Linked DNA regions of Homo sapiens: region 1 is linked to region 2. The links are chromatin loops, found by intact Hi-C in ENCODE. Cell type or tissue: heart right ventricle. All regions are shown on one strand.

The links. Peaks named below come from ENCODE experiments on the same cell type or tissue, not always from the same donor. Only the 100,000 strongest peaks of a DNase experiment are listed, where the experiment ranks them.
Region 1: a loop joins it to region 2, with 4 times the contacts of the local background. A loop is called at or near these places in 103 of 110 quality-filtered maps.

The regions. Positions count from the first base shown.
Region 1 is chr9:130,856,078-130,864,077 of GRCh38, reverse strand. It overlaps ABL1 (ABL proto-oncogene 1, non-receptor tyrosine kinase), which reads right to left. Exons shown (of 11, transcript NM_005157.6): 4 at 1,043-1,315. Among named protein-coding and RNA genes, the nearest start is that of ABL1, 25 kb to the right of the region's middle. RefSeq lists enhancers at 590-1,090, 1,091-1,591, 2,653-3,500, 3,501-4,350. In heart right ventricle, CTCF peaks have their summits at 87, 287 (motif pointing right) and 3,125; DNase peaks (open chromatin) are centred at 3,097 and 5,577; H3K4me3 peaks cover 958 bases; H3K27ac peaks cover 5,281 bases.
Region 2 is chr9:130,764,804-130,772,803 of GRCh38, reverse strand. It overlaps a transcript of ABL1 not described here. Among named protein-coding and RNA genes, the nearest start is that of ABL1, 66 kb to the left of the region's middle. RefSeq lists enhancers at 3,946-4,750, 4,751-5,556, 5,791-5,840, 5,851-5,910, 6,121-6,180 and 1 more and a silencer at 7,195-7,244. In heart right ventricle, CTCF peaks have their summits at 1,464 and 1,666 (motif pointing left); a DNase peak (open chromatin) is centred at 4,383; H3K27ac peaks cover 578 bases.

The DNA of each region.
Region 1 (8,000 bases), 91 kb before region 2:
TACCAGTCAGAAATCATACTTCCCATTTCACTATGCCTTTGGGTGAAGGCATCAGGTCAGTCAAGGAGTCCCTAAAAGGCAGGCATGTGGCTGCACCAGTCTCAATGTGTGCACCTGACTTCTGAGACACATGCACAAACTAAACTCTATTTTTCCCAGAGGTGGATGTTTCAGTTCTTTTCTAACAGCTCTAAAAAGGGGCTGCCTCTCTTGATTTCTGTGCACAGGTCAAGGTAATCAAAGTTCATTTAAAACAAGTGGAAATAATGTAAGTCAACACTAGGGGACACCCTCGCCACAGGGAAAAGCCTGGATCACATTTTGAAGAATGCAAAGGGCTGAAAATGAAAACTTCCTTCCCTTGGCGTCCTAAGGGTTTCAAAGAACTTCAAAAGAAGAAAAAAACCTGCCTGGAAACTACAAACACTATTCATTAGTGGAGAGGGTAAAGTCCCAGTTAACAAGAAAGACCAGACTGTATCTGAGTTGGTCAAAAGCGAGTTTCCTGGATGCCTTTCTAGCGGGGACACTTCCACCTCTGCCTGCAGGAGTCTGGGCAGCTGCAGAATTGGAACCCACTGGGGATGCCCAGGGCACCTGCCTTCCAAATCAGCCAACAAAAATCCACAGAAGAGTCAAATGCATTTTGGTTAAATCTTCTTTCAAAACTCAGAGATCTTTTTTTCCTCCTTAACTCTCGGTAGGAAGTGATCTCCATGCCGCACGAACAGCATGGAAATCCACGGCTTTAAAAGAACCTTGCCATAAAATGAGAAAACCTCTCCAAATGACTAATCTTTTTACACCAAAACCCCTCCATGCTTGTCAGCTCTCACCATATGTGGAAACACACTCGGACTATGAGAATGATTCCACTCCTACAAAGACACAGGAATGATATAAGACGGAAAAGTCAATTCCGTGGCGCCAATGAAGCCCTCGGACAGCAGGCAGGAGGTAGACTTCCAGGCAGATGCATCGCCTAATGCCAGCAGACGCCTTGCCCCACGTACCCTGGGCACCCCCGGCAGTCCCAGCCTACCTTCAAGGTCTTCACGGCCACCGTCAGGCTGTATTTCTTCCACACGCCCTCGTACACCTCCCCGTACTGGCCCCCGCCCAGCTTGTGCTTCATGGTGATGTCCGTGCGTTCCATCTCCCACTTGTCGTAGTTGGGGGACACACCATAGACAGTGGGCTTGTTGCGCTTTGGGGCTGGATAATGGAGCGTGGTGATGAGCCCGTCGGCCACCGTTGAATGATGATGAACCAACTCGGCCAGGGTGTTGAAGCGGCTCTCGGAGGAGACGTAGAGCTGAAGGAAACAGGGAACAGCCTTCAGCCCACAGAGACAGGCAAGCTCAAAGAGCTCACGTGAGCCAGTTTGGCTGAGCCTTAATTCACTACACAGCAAAATCTCACATAAGGAGCTCTCCACACAGGACAGAGTGTTTAGAAGATCACTTCTGCTGTCTTTCTCTACGTGTGCTCTAAGTTACTCGCTCAAGCAAAAAGACACAATAAAAGGCCTCAGGGCCTCTGTACCTGCTGCTGCTCCCTCTGCCTGAAATCTCCCACTCCCTCATCTTCCGTGCCCAGTTCTCGCTTCCCGTTCCAAGGCCAGTTTTAAGGTCCGTGAAGTCTTCCCCAACCACCCAATCTAAAGTCATCACACGGCACGGGTCATCCTACCACCTGTCTTACTTCTCAGCAATGGACCCACTACTAGCTCATAATTTCCTGTTTATCTGCTTAATTACTGTCTGTCTCCACCTAAGAGCATGCAAGCTTCATGAAAGCAGAACCCTAAGCTGTCTTCATTCCAATGTTGAGAACAGGAAATCAACATGTAATAAGTACTCAATAAATAACTGTTGATTAAATTAACACATGGTAGAACTTGGTGGGTAGTTGCTGGTAGGAAAAGCGAAGAATTCATTTAATTTATAATTTAAAGGGGATAAACCTAGAATGAAATAGTGACCAGAAGATGAAAACCACTAAACACATCCAACACGAGGAAGCAAAAGGAAGGATTTACGACACAAGAGCATTCGGTCCCCGTGTGAGAGCTACAGCAGGTGAGGACCTAGGGTCAAACCCTGCATGTAGAGTTTGCATCTGGACACAACAGAGCTGGAGAGGAAGGAGAAGGAGCAGGCTGGCAGAAAGCAACAATGCAGTGGGTGCCAGCTACCTGTTTTCTTCTCTTTTCATTGGTGTGGCAAGGGAATACTTCCTTACCAAAAACAATTCCACATGAAAAATCCACATAAAACATCTGGACTCCAGGCACATAACTGAATCTACTGGCTTGCTCAGGGTAGCCAACCATCACTGAAGGTGGAAAGAAGACTTAAAATCATGACTAGGCATTCAGAAGACTTGCCCAAACTGCAAAGATGTGGGAAGAAGGAGCAGATTTGGGACAGTGGTGATGCTTGGGACGAGAGGGAGAAAAGGGAACAGGATCAGGCTTCAGCTATAACTGTAATATCTTATTACTTAAAAAAAAAGAAAAGGGAAGAAAAAGCCTGAAATACACACAGCAAGGCCAAGGCCTTTGGCTGTGGGTTATGTCAGGCACCATTACTATACGTCTGTAATAGTAAATAAGAAAAATGTTTTTAAAAGAAGGTAGCAAAGAAATATACAAGTTAGTCCCATTGACAACTCTCAAGAAGGTAAAAAGGATTCGTCAACAGGAAGGTTTCTCTTTCTTTTGTTTTGCTTGGGGAGATAACACAAGTGAATTCCTAAAACAGGCAAGCCAAAGGCACACATTTTGGGGTTACAATCTTTTGGTAACAATATCACTAAAATAAAATTCTGAGAAACGCAAAACTTGTCTAGAAAGATTGCTTCACTCTGGGGAACTTGCTCAAGGTGTAAGGACTGTGGCCTGGGGACACTGGCTTATCCCTCTGCAAGACAGGACCGCTGAATGGCAAGACTTATCAGGATGTGGCGGCCCTGCTTTTATTCTTGAGAGCACGGAAGAGAAGCCTCTGAGTGAACTGCTCTAGGGACACACACCATGAGTCACGCTCAGACCCACGAACGTGCACACAGGAATGTGTCGGGGAGCGGAAGTCGGCACCGCTGAGGGCTGCCGTTAGCTTCATAACCACACGGTGACGTCCACGCACTCTCTTCACTGCTGGTCACCAACACAAGTGCTGCACACAAAGAAAACGGAGCGGGACCTGGGGTCAGCTCCCAATCCCCGACCCTCTGGAAAAGACTGTCAGCTGTCCGATTACTTCACTGCCGGTGGCAAGTGCTCCAACCCCTGTTCTCACGTTAGCTCAGCTGATGATGTGCTCCCTACCAAGGACTCTAGAGAAGTGAGAAAAGCCATTCCAAGAAGACATTCCTGCAATCAGAGCACCACTCCCATCTTGGAAATCACTGGCACAGTACAGAGTCAAAGAGCCCGTGTGGCCTGCTGGGCTCCAGGGCAGGGCACCTGGGAGCAAGTCTCATTATCCCTCTCTCCCGTCGGAGCAGGAAGCACATGGGCCTCAAAGGAGCGTTCCCCAACTGGCGGATCGGGTTCCTTCACTCCAAAGTGGAATGCTAAGGGCTCCCCTAAGTCCTAGTTTACGCAGAATTTCTTCTTGGGCTCATTTGATTCCCCCATTGGCTACTGTGTTAGAGACTTCAGTTACAGGAGGTTTCACTGAATGGCCCAACTTTATCCTTTTCAATAATTAAATTTATAGACCTTGTTGTGACTTAGTTCATTTTTCAACATAAAACTTACATACTGACACTTACTAAATACTAAAACCATTCTCCCCCAAAGGCACCGCATATTTGGTTCACAGCCATCTTCCCCGTGTCCCACTAACAGTCAAGGCTGGTGCTTCCTTCTGATTAGTTCCAGGTTTTGAGCAGCACTTGTTGGGGAACTGTGTAATCATCAGGAATTCATGGCATGTTCAGGGAAGAAAGTAGTGTCATGAATGGCATGTCATTACGCTATGCACCTGGTTCCATGAACACTCAGGTGCTCAGTCAGGGCTGCTGCCTCTCCCTAATCATGCATGAACCTGAAGGATGGGACTTGTCAAAGAAACGCTTAGAAACAGCATTTTGCCAGGAGCAGTGGCTCACGCCTGTAATCCCAGCACTTTGGGAGGCCAAGGAGGGCAGATCACGAGGTCAGGCGTTCGAAACCAGCCTGGCCAACATGGTGAAACCCCATCTCTACTAAAAATACAAAAATTAGCCGGGCATGCTGGTGGGCACCTGTAGTCTCAGCTACTTGAGAGGCTGATGCAGGAGAATCGCTCGAACCTGGGAGGCGCAGGTTGCAATGAGCCGAGATTGTGCCACTGTACTCCAGCCTGGGTGACAGCCTGTCTCAAAAAAAAAAAAAAAAAAAAAAAAAAAAAGGAAAGAAAGAAAAGAAACAGCGTTTCTTTTGACAGCCACACTGACAGGCCTAACGGAGCTTAGACTTGTGCAACCTTTGGCTGCTTTGGGCCCGGGAGTCCCACCTCAGACATACTGTTTACAGGTTGCTCAGCCAGGAAGCAAGTTCCCCCGAGAGCTGCTCACACACCAGCAGGAAGGCAAGCCTCGCAGTACACAAGAACGGTCCAAAGCCCCTCCACCAGAGCAGGTTAGCCATGTGCTCGGCTTTTCACCAGGAGGCCTACGCCTGCTGAGCCACTGTCAGGGCGGGTAAACCTTAAACATCTAAGAGGCTGTGTAAATGGTCCCTTCCTGCAACTCTGCTGAAGCTTAGGGCCTTGGATCTGTCACTTCAGCAGACGATGAAAATAAATGTCAACTGGGCAAATTTCTTTCAAGAAAAGGAAAGACTCTATTAAGGACTAGAAGGAATCGAGGAACGTGACAGGGGCATCTCATAGAAGTCAATGAGGTGTGGACACATTCAGAACTAAGAACTTTAGGCAGAAGGTGGTGAAGAAAAATCAATCTTCAATTCCGCTATGTCAACAGAGGGTTACAACTTTGGGAAAGGATCAGAACAATGACAGTCAAATCCCCGGGTACCCAGAGATGTTTGAGCCTGTCAAGGCTCCTAGGAAATGGCAACGGCTCGGTTTAGTATTGGCCCCTTCAAGAGTCCAGCTCATAACTCCCAGTCCCCAGCTCTGGGCCCCGAGCTGATGGTCCTCGGCTGATGACCCACAAGGGCTGCTGAAAAGCTCAGAACACGAGGAGAGACACAAATAAGAGCCAAGAGCGGGGAGGCAGAAAGAAATCCTTTGGGGCCTTACAGAAGAATCTTCTAAATTCAGTTGTTTTCTAAAGATGAGCTAATTTAAAAATAAGAACCAAACTTATTCAACCCCAGCCTATTCCTCCTATCGGTCTTAAAATTTCCCCTTAGAAATCCAAAAAGGATTGCATCGAAGTTCTGCTATGTGAGCAGCATTTTTCAGCGGCGAGCCACACGGTCACACGCATAGCTGTGGGAGCTCCCTCTAACGATGTTCACTCATTCCAGTGATACGATCCCACCCAATACACCCCCTCGAGTGCGGCCCTCACAGGAAGGAACCTCCGCAGACGGTCTGCTGGATGACGCTGTGGGCTCAGAAGTCCCCAGGTGCCCAAACGGCTGATGGGAGAGTCTGTGCCAGACGGGGAGGGAGGAGGCAAGACGCCAAGGGAAGTGTGATGTGTTGCCCAATGGTGGACACTGCCTGGTCACATAAGCTCCCTGTGCTCTACCTGGAATGAAACAAACCCACCTGGCACATACTAGCTTTTAGACAGAGGCATCTTAGGCAGATTCTCCCTCTTTGGATGAATCTCAAATTCTGCAAATCACATATCCCATACGCAGGCCTTTCCTTGCCCATTTGAACAGTATTTTAGATCAACCCCTAGCTAATGAGCTGTCACACTAGATCATGCCTGCCTGCATCTGTTCCAAGGTTGCTGATTAAACAGCTCTAGGGAAAAGAAACCATTATCCTGTTCGGTGCAAACCTCAAGTGACTATCTCGGTGCAGCATGACTTGCCTTGGATAAATAGCACACATGGGAAGCAAGCTGTCTGCTCCAGAAAATCACCCCCCATGGGCGGTGCACCCTGGTGTTCTGATTCACTAGAAAGGTACCCTTGTGGTCTGAAGGCTCTTTCAAAGGGCCCAATGTCCTGAAGTACGTCCCTCAGAATGGAAGAACGCAGCTCCACCTCTGGGATAAGAACAATAACCCAAAAAGCAAGCTGACAGGCCCACGTCTAGTCACACAGGGATAACAGGCTCTTTTGTCCGTCACGCACACTGCAGTGTTGGTACTAAAGAATTCTGCAGTGGTGGAAAGCATCAGATATGGGCAATAGGATTTCAGCCAGAAGACTTTGGGATGTGAAGAAAAATAAGAACATTAAAAAGGAAGTATATGTATGTTCATATGGTACAAGTGAATGTGTGAAGACAGCCAAAAAAAAAAAAAGTTAAAAAGGTAAGTGGGGACTAGCCTATCAGATACCACAACATGGTATGAAGCCATAGCAATTACAAGTTTGGTACTGGCATACGGATAGACAGACCAATGGAAGAGAACAGAGAGGTCAACAGGCCTAGATACACATATACACTTGGTATATTTCTAACATGTAGGAAAAAGATGAATTTACTAAATGGCATAAAGATGACCCAAAATATGCCACATGGATATTCAACATAATGAGATGCCATTCTTTACCAGTCAGAGTGACAAAGGTGTTTTTACATGTCTAATAATAAACTGTTGGTGTGGGTTAAGGGGAAACAAGCCCTTTCATGGATTGTTTGTGGGAGAACAAATTTGTACAATTTCTATAGAGGGTGACCTGGTGATGCACATAACCTTCAGTCAGTTCTGGCAACTTATCTGCACACACTTACACCCACATAAAGAAGCACGTGCAACGCATTTTCAAACCAGGCCATGGGCCACTAGTCAGTCTATGAAATAAATTTAGTGGATTACAACCAGAATTTTTAAAAAATGAAATAGAACAGAATGAAATACAAACTATCAGAGTGCGTTACATACAGTAAGGGTAGGTAAGACTTCATGAAACTTTTGTTATATTGTGAGGGCTGGGTGGTGGTGTAAAATGAGTTTTTCTTACAGCAGAACCAGATTTTTGAAAAGGTTTGAAAGCCACCTCATATCAGCATTATTTACAATAACTAAAGATTGGAAACAACCTAAAAGTCAACCAGCAGGGGACTACTGAAATAAGTGACAGTCCATCCACGGTACACAGTCACTGGTAAGAATGAGGCAGCTCTAAACCTGTTGCCATAAAACAATCTCGAAGGTGTATTATCACACGGGAGAAGCATGATGCATTCGCGTGCATGTATCATTTGCGTGCCTTTTTGAATATAAACATCCACATAAACATCTATATACCATCCATCTGTGTCCAGGTAACTCTAGAAGGAACTAGTACCAGTGCTTGCCTCTGGGCAGGAAAAGTGAATTAGGAGACGATTACTTTTTACTGTAATTCATTTTGTTCTTTTGATTTTTTTTAACCATATGCATGCATTACATACTATTTAAAAAATATAGGCTGGGCACAGTGGCTCGTGCCTGTAATCCCAGCATTTTGGGAGGCCGAGGAGGGCAGATTGCTTGAGCTCAATAGTTTGAGACTAGCCTGGGCGACATGGCGAGACCCTGTCTCTACTGGAAATACAAAAACGGCCAGGCGTGGTGGCTCACGCCTGTAATCCCAGCACTTTGGGATGCTGAGGCAGGTGGATCACCTGAGGTCAGGAGTTTGAGACCAGCCTGACCAACATGGTGAAACCCTGTCTCTACTAAAAATACAAAATTAGCTGGGTGTGGTGGTGCATGCCTGTAATCCCAGCTACCTGGAAGGCTGAGGCAGGAGAAATGCTTGAACCCGGGAGGTGGAGGTTGCAGTAAGCCGAGAACGCACCATTGCACTCCAGCTTGGGCAATGAGAGCGAAAATGCCATCTCAAAACAAATAAACAAACAAAAAACAGC
Region 2 (8,000 bases):
ATCCTCGACAGTGAAGCCCCTTGGGCAAGCATTCAGTTGGATCCTCACCTAATCCCTGTGCCCTGCGTTTTCCTCTTCCCATGCCCTTGCTCAGGACATTCACTCTGGCCAGATTCTGTGTCTCCTGCCTGTACACTTTCCTCTTTTCAACAGATTTGGGGTGTGGTGAAATTCCACCTCAGTACCCCAGGCCTCTTCATATGCCCAGATCCCGTCTCCTCCTCTTCTCCCACCAAAAACCACTCCCATCTTTTTCCCTGACCAGTCACCCTAGTGAGGAGATGTCTCTTTCCTCTCAACCGCTATAATTCTTCACATGTCTATTACTAACGTCAACCCAGTAAGGTCTAGCATTTGAATCCAGTGTCTCAGTGTTTCATCTTCTCTATTCAATTCCTGAAAATCATGACCATCTGTGAGTCTACAGTAGCACAAGCTCAATGCCTTGTACTCATGTGGACAAACAGTAAATACTTGGCAAGGGAATTGATAAGCATATGAAGGATGAAAATCCTTCAGGGAGAGTGTATGTTTGGGAGATATCTCTCTACCAAAGATGCAGGTGAGCTGACCAGACCAGTGTTCCGATGTAAATGACTGAAATCCAGCCAGTCACAACTGCTTAGAAGTATCCATTTCAAATCTAAAAGGCAGGGAAATACTGTGCTTCAAGAGAATCACAACTGAAATGTTAACATTATTCTCCCTAAGGCAGTTACCAGGAAGCATTTTTTAAAAACACCAACTTTTGGCTGGGCGCAGTGGCTCATGCCTGTAATCCCAGCACTTTGGGAGGCCAAGGCTGGCGGCTCACCTGAGGCCAGGAGTTTGAGACCAGCCTGGTCAACATGGCGAAACCCCATCTCTACTGAAAATACAAAACTTAGCTGGGCGTGGTGGCACGTGCCTGTAGCCCCAGCTACTCAGGAGGCTGAGGTGGGAGGATTGCTTGAGCCCAGGAGGAGGAGGTTGCAGTGAGCCAAGATTCTGCCACTGCACTCCAGCCTGGGCGACAGAGTAAGACTCTGTCTCAAAAAAAAAAAAAAAAAAAGAAAGAAAGAAAGAAAGAAAAAGTCATTTGACCAAGGAAACTATACTGCAGCTTCTCTTAGGCTGGGTACTGCTGCTATCCCAGTATGACTTAAGAACACATTAGGTTAAAAATAAATAAATAAATAAAAACATCAGCTTTTGAAGGATAAATACCTATGATACTTTCCTTACAGATGTATTTTTTCTTTTCCTGTCAAGCACATAAACTTCTGAGTGAAGATATTTGGAACACTTAAAAAGTATAACATCAGTTAATGTACATGAATATGTCATAATGCCTAAGAAAGAACAAATGTTCCTGTATTTTGGCATCTGTATAAGTTATCAAGCTAATAAAATGACAGGACCCTACTTCCCTAAAAAAAACTTAAAGCACAAATGTAGAATATAAACTGGCACTCTACTTAGAAGGCTGAGGTGGGAAGATCACTTGAGGCCAAGAGTTCAAGACCAGCCTGGGCAACATAGTGAGGCCCCATCTCTACATACATACATACATACATACATACACACACACACATACATACATACATACAGCTGCCCCTATCAACTCCATGCCTAATACTCAATGCTGGCCTACAATTTTCAGTTTGGCTTTTGAAGGGAGCACCACCATGTGGTGAATGTTTTTAGTACACTTTTAATACAGATCCCAATAGGATGTTATATACATGTAAAAAGGAAGAAACCAATTATCCAGGCCCAATACAATGTAAAATAAACAGATATAGACACATTTTATAACATTACTTTTATACTGACCAAATTTTAGAGTTCAACTATTAAGAGTTGAGATATTATCTGTTCCTTCAGGAGGATTCAGATTATGAACCTCCTTTCATGTTAGTAAGTGAGACCCAGAGTCGGTAATTCACCCAAGGGACTAGGTTAAGGGGTAGGCTGGGAATGTGATAGTACCGGGTCTACAACCCTGGTCTCCTGCCTATTTATATTGTCCCACATCTCTTCTCTTTTATGTGAAATACAGATTATTTGGAAACTTAAATTTTTATTTATTTAACAAGCAGATATATAGCATTTACTATGTGCTGTAACTGTTCTAAGCACTTTTAAATATTTGAAAGCAATATTTAGAACAGTGCCTGCACACAGTAAGCACTATATGTGCCAAGTAATTAAAAGTTTGAAACCTCCAAAACCTCCAAATAATTTGCATTTCGTGCCGCTCCTTTCCTATGGAGACTCTGAAGAAGACTGTATTGTCAATCTTTTAAACATTTTTGGAGACAAGTGCTTATGCTGTGGCCCAGGCTGGAGTGCAGTGGTGCAGTCATAGCTCACTATCACCTCAAACTCCTGGGCTCAGGTGATCCTCCTGCCTCAGCCTCTTGAGTAGCTGGGACTACAGGTGTGCACCACCACACCCGGCTAATTTTTCAATTTTTTGTAGAGATGGGGTCTTGCTACATTGCCCAAGCTGGTCTTGAACTCCCGGCTTCAAGTGATCCTCCCGCCTTGGCCTCTCAAAGCATTGGGATTACTGGCATGAGCCACCATACCCAGTCTTATAAATCTTAATAATCTTCTAGGGTTTAAAAAAAAAAGAGAGAGAGAGAGACAGAGAGAGAGACAACTGGTAGAAATAAAGACAACAAAGCCAGAGTTCTGTGCTCTAGGACCCTGGAGCACTGTCCTTCAGCTGGTGAATGGATAAACAAACTGTGGTACATCTATGCAAGAGAATACTACTCAGAGACACAAAAGGAGGAAATGTGGATAACATGCAACAACGTGGTTGACTCCTCACCCATTATATTGAATGAAAGAAGCCAGATTCAAAGGCTTCAGACTGTACTATTCCATTGATATGACATTCTGGAAAAGGCAAAACTACAGGGACAAAAAAACAGATCAGGGTTGCCAGCAGCTGGGAGAAGAGAGAAAGGATGACTACAAAAGGGCCGCACAAGGGAATTCTAGGGGGTGATAGAACTGTTCTGTATCTCAAAAGGGGTGGCAATTTCACAAGTGTATGTATTTGTCAAAGTCCATAGAACTGTATAATAAAGAAGGGGAATATTATGATATGTAAATTATACCTCAATAAACCTGACTAAAAAATAATACAATACAATACAATAAAAGACTAGGGGCCGGGGACGGTGGCTCACACCTGTAATCCCAGCACCTTGGGAGGCCAAGGTGGGTAGATCACCTGAGGTCAGGAGTTTGAGACCAGCCTGGCCAACACGGTGAAACCCCATTTGTACTTAAAATATATATATACAAAATTAGCCAGTCATGGTGGTGCACACCTGTAATCCCAGCTACCTGGCAGGCTGAGGCAGGAGAATCGCTTGAACCCGGGAGGTGGAGGCTGTAGTAAGCCAAGATAGCACCATTGCACTCCAGCCTGGACAAGAGCGAAACTCCAACTCAAAAAAAAAAAAAAAAAAAAAAGACTAGGGCCATAGTTTGGCTCTCCAAATTAAAGCTAAAGAAGTTGCATTCCATAAAAGTTAAACAACAACTGATTAAACTGTTTTCCTCTATAACCGACCTACTCTAGTTAGACCTTTGGCCCTTACTAACTTTATAACTACCTTTTATAATAGTTACAAGTTATTGATCTAACTATACAACAAGCACTATTCTGTTTCTTTAGGTTTACTGCTTAATTTTCTGTGCCAATGACAGATGTATGTGAAATAAAGAGTGAAAAATTCCCCCTCACGTCCCCAGGCCATACCCACCCCGATCCATTCCACTCTCAAAAGATAACCACTATCGACAGACCTTTCTCAACATATTTACAGACCCGATTTTTCTCTGTAGTATAAATGGGATTATATTACCCTTGCTTTTCCATTGAACACATTGAACACATCAATCCACATAAAACTACCTCTAGCTCTTTAACAGCCACAGAGTGTTGTACAGAATGACAGCCACAATTATGTAGCTGTTCCCAATGAACAAATATTTAAGTTACTTCCAATTGTCTCTAGTTAGGTTTCTCATAGGGGTTTTAATTTAATTCTCACAAAGACCCTATAGAGTGGGCCTATTATAGACAGGTCCTCCAAGGCTTGGAAGGATGCACTAATTCGTTCCTTCAACAAAGACTATTCTGTGCCAGGAACACGACAGCAGACAGGGTCAGACAGAGCCTTGGCCATCAGGTAACTTACTACCGTTCTTCTTCACTGGCTCTAACAAGCAACATCCCCCAGACCAGTGCAAAGCCAGGCTGATGCAAGGGCTCTGGGGAGGCCTTTCAGCCTAGCTGGGGGCAGGGTGGTCATCAGTGGAAACTTCCTGTTTCTGCTCCTTGGTGCTGCCTCACTTCCACCGCCATCAGACTGAGGATACACAGCTAGTCGTCACTGGCTCTGTCCTGGGGGGACTTTGCTCTTGCCAGTGACAGTCTTCCATACGCTCTGAGTTGCTGCTAAATGCCCGTGCACACCAAGCCTCCCAAGTTACAGACCTAGCAGAGCATGAATTATTTTACAAATTCACAAATGTAGCAACCAAGTAAATCCTGCTGCCAGTCTTCCCATCAAGAAGGAAACAGAAAAAGCAGAGGCTGCAAGCTCTAATGCTTACAGGGTTCAGGAAGTTGTACACATAGGAGTGTATGGGGGTTGGGGGGAAGGGGGCTCTCCCATCTGGGTGATGCTGTTCAAGAGAGCAGCGGCTACTCAGCTCCAGCAGATAGCTACCATGTGAAAACGCAGGGTTTTGGAAGTAAAATATATTGTTTTAAAAAAATTACGATGGAAATCTTAAAATTTCCTAATTTTTAAATCCATAGGTTCCACTTCATTTTTTTCCTCGCAATTTCCATGTTAATTAAACCAAGTCATTTGTTGTGCAGAATTCCCACCAGTCTAAATCTTGATGATTGAATTTAACATGTCACTTTCTTCTGCATGAAACTTTATTTTCTCAAATGCAGGTGGCCATTTCTGTTTAAAAGAGATGTCCTATTTGTGAATGTGTGTGTACGTGTGTGTGAGTGTGCACACACATGCACACGTGCACTTTACTTCAGAGAGCTGGCCTGTGGCTGCTCTGAGGAATCAAATGTGTTCCCTTTTCATAAAACCTGCAGCTCCTCCAGAACTAAAACTCGGTATTCAAATATGAGGTCAGGCCGGGCACAGTGGCTCCTGCCTGTAATCCCAGCACTTTGGAGGGCCCAGGCGGGTGGATCACCTGAGGTCAGGAGTTCGAGACCAGCCTGGCTAACATGTTGAAACCCCATCTCTACTAAAAATACAAAAATTAGCCAGACGTGGTGGCAGGCACCTGTAATTCCAGCTACTCGGGAGGCTGAGGCACAAGAATCGCTTGAACCCGGGAGGCGGAGGTTATAGTGAGCAGAGATTGTCACTGCAGTCCAGCCTGGACAACAGAGTGAGACTCCGTCTCAGAAAACAAGAAGTCAGACTCTCCACTGTAACATGGCATTCTGAGGCCATGTGAATCTTTAGAAGAATGGGATCGCAAAGGGACTCCTGGAATTCCAAACAGATCTATCAATAATTGAATGAGGTAGTTTCAGATGGCATGAGCTGCAAAGAAATGAAAAGGGGAAGAGGACAAAGAGCTGATGCTGGTGTGGGTACTGTGGCCTGGGCCATCAGGGAAGGTCTTTCCGAAAAGATGTCATGTGAGCTGGGGCCTGCATGGGTCTGAAAGAGCCAGGCACCAGAAGCTGAGTGAAGGGCAGGGCCCAGGGAACCCTAAGAGGAAAAAGCACTGGCAGTAAACAAAGGGAGTGACAGGAGGGAAATTCGAGAGGGAAACCAGGCCCAGACCACGCAGGCTGTGGAGAGAAGCTGAACATTACTCTAACTGAGATGGGTACCCATCGAGGGACAGGAAACTGGGTAGTGAAAAGATCTGATGTAAGTTTCTAAGGGAGGGTCTCTCTGCTAGCAGGAGGAGGACAGACCCAGATGGCAACAGGAGGCTGGGAAGTCTTTGAGATCAGAGCCGGGGCAAGGCAGGGTGGGGCCGGGGTGGTAGCCCTGACAGCAGAGCAGTGGGTGGTGTGAGGTTTATTCTAGGCACTTGTGACTGTATCGGACAAGAAAGAGAGGGCAGAGGAGGAGGCAAGGATGAAAGCTAGAGGGTGGCAAGGCCCTGGGGGGAGATGATGCTGGGGTCACAGGCTGTGGCCTTGTCCCCAAGTCCTAAGGCATCAAAAACAGACAAGGCCAGGTTTGGTGGGAACTCACTAAGTCAAAAGAAAAGGCCCCTGCAAGTGCCTACACTTCCTCATCTTCCTAACCACGGGGCACACTCATTTGTATCCCAATGAGACACATCCAGTACCTGCACCCTCCAGCTCCCTGTCAGAAGCCACCAGTGGTGGGGCCGCCCTTCACTGCATGTTTACCACTCTTTCCTCAGGGCCCTACGCAGAAGTCTGTCTGCGGTCATGGATCTCTTCCTGGGCCTACAGTAAGGCATCTGTCCTGACAGTAAGGCATCTGTCCTGCCCAGCAAGACCCGCCTTCCAGGCTCCAGTCATCCGCATGCCCCTGAGCAGGCTGGCGGGGGCACTGGGGGCCGAGGCTTCTTGGTATGTGTCTGTGAGTGCCATGGCCGCATTCTTGAGAGCGCACCAACGCATGCCACGGCCCGGGGCCCTCACAGTCACAAGCTCCTGAGCAGCAGTTTCTCTGCAAGCCTGGGAAACAGGTCGTGGGCGATGACCTGCACCCACTTCATCTCCATCTGCCAAATACAGTCTGATGAATTCACCCAATTCTTCCCTTTATCTTTTCTTTCCTCAGGGAAGCACTCAAATATGAGACCAACACCCTGTCCTTGTGACTGCTTCTTTACCAAATTCTGCTGACAAACCGTTTTTCCACCAAGCCACCACAGACAAGTGATTAGTTTGGTCATTGCCAGGATTAAGAAAACCTGCCTATTATGCCCCATTAGATTCACAGTAACTTTCCAAAATTTCAATATGTGTTCAAGCATTAAATCTGTGGCATAAAGAAGAAAGCAGCAAAGGGAACTGGGGGGCCTAAAGAACAGAAGAGAAACACAAAGGCTGTCAGGTCTAATTGTGCCTCTACGTTACCAAATGACTTTCATTTCCTTCCTTATAAGAGAAATGAATACTGATCCGTCACTGTTAACACTCAGGTACACTGACGTACCCAGTAGACCTTCCAGAAGGGCAACTGGCAATATGTATCAAAAACCTTTAAAAGTTTCTATTCTTTTGATGTAGAAATTCCACTTCTAGGAATTTATCGTAAGGCCATAAGAATGTACAAAAATGGATCATGAAGATTCTGGGAGAAAAACTACAAACAATAGAAGCATTTGAGGCTTAGGGAAATGAATCATGGCCTATCCAACACCACAAGGATTTCCATGTAGACAGGATTTCCATCCTGCTAGCTACACGTTTTGAAGTGGGGGAGCAGCACCCAGGTGGCCCCCGGGTTGCTGGCTGTAGCACTGTCATAACCAAACCAAAGCCTCCCCTTGTACCTCTGAAAAAACCCCTTGAGAAGCTGATGAAGGATATGGACCTCCTCGCCCAAAAATAGCAAACCCAAAAACCAATAACCAAACATGAGACTGCACAAATGTTTGCATGTAATTTCAGGAAGCCTTAGAAGTCCAGAGGAAAGCAAATTATTCATATTTAACAACAAAAAAATCATCTTGACAAAATGATGAATTCTGAAAATGATCAACTCTGGCCAAAAAGAAAAGGGTGGAGGAACTTGTCTTTGGTTAATCAGCACACTACAAATTCTACTTGTATCCCTTGTATCCTCTTTTTTTTTTTTTTTGAGACAGTCTTGCTCTGTCACCCAGACTGGAGTACAGTGGCACAATCTTGGCTCACTGCAACCTCCACCTCCCAGGTTCAAGTGATTCTCCCACCTCAGCCTCCCAATTAGCTGGGATTACAGGCATGCGCCACCACGCCCAGCTAATTT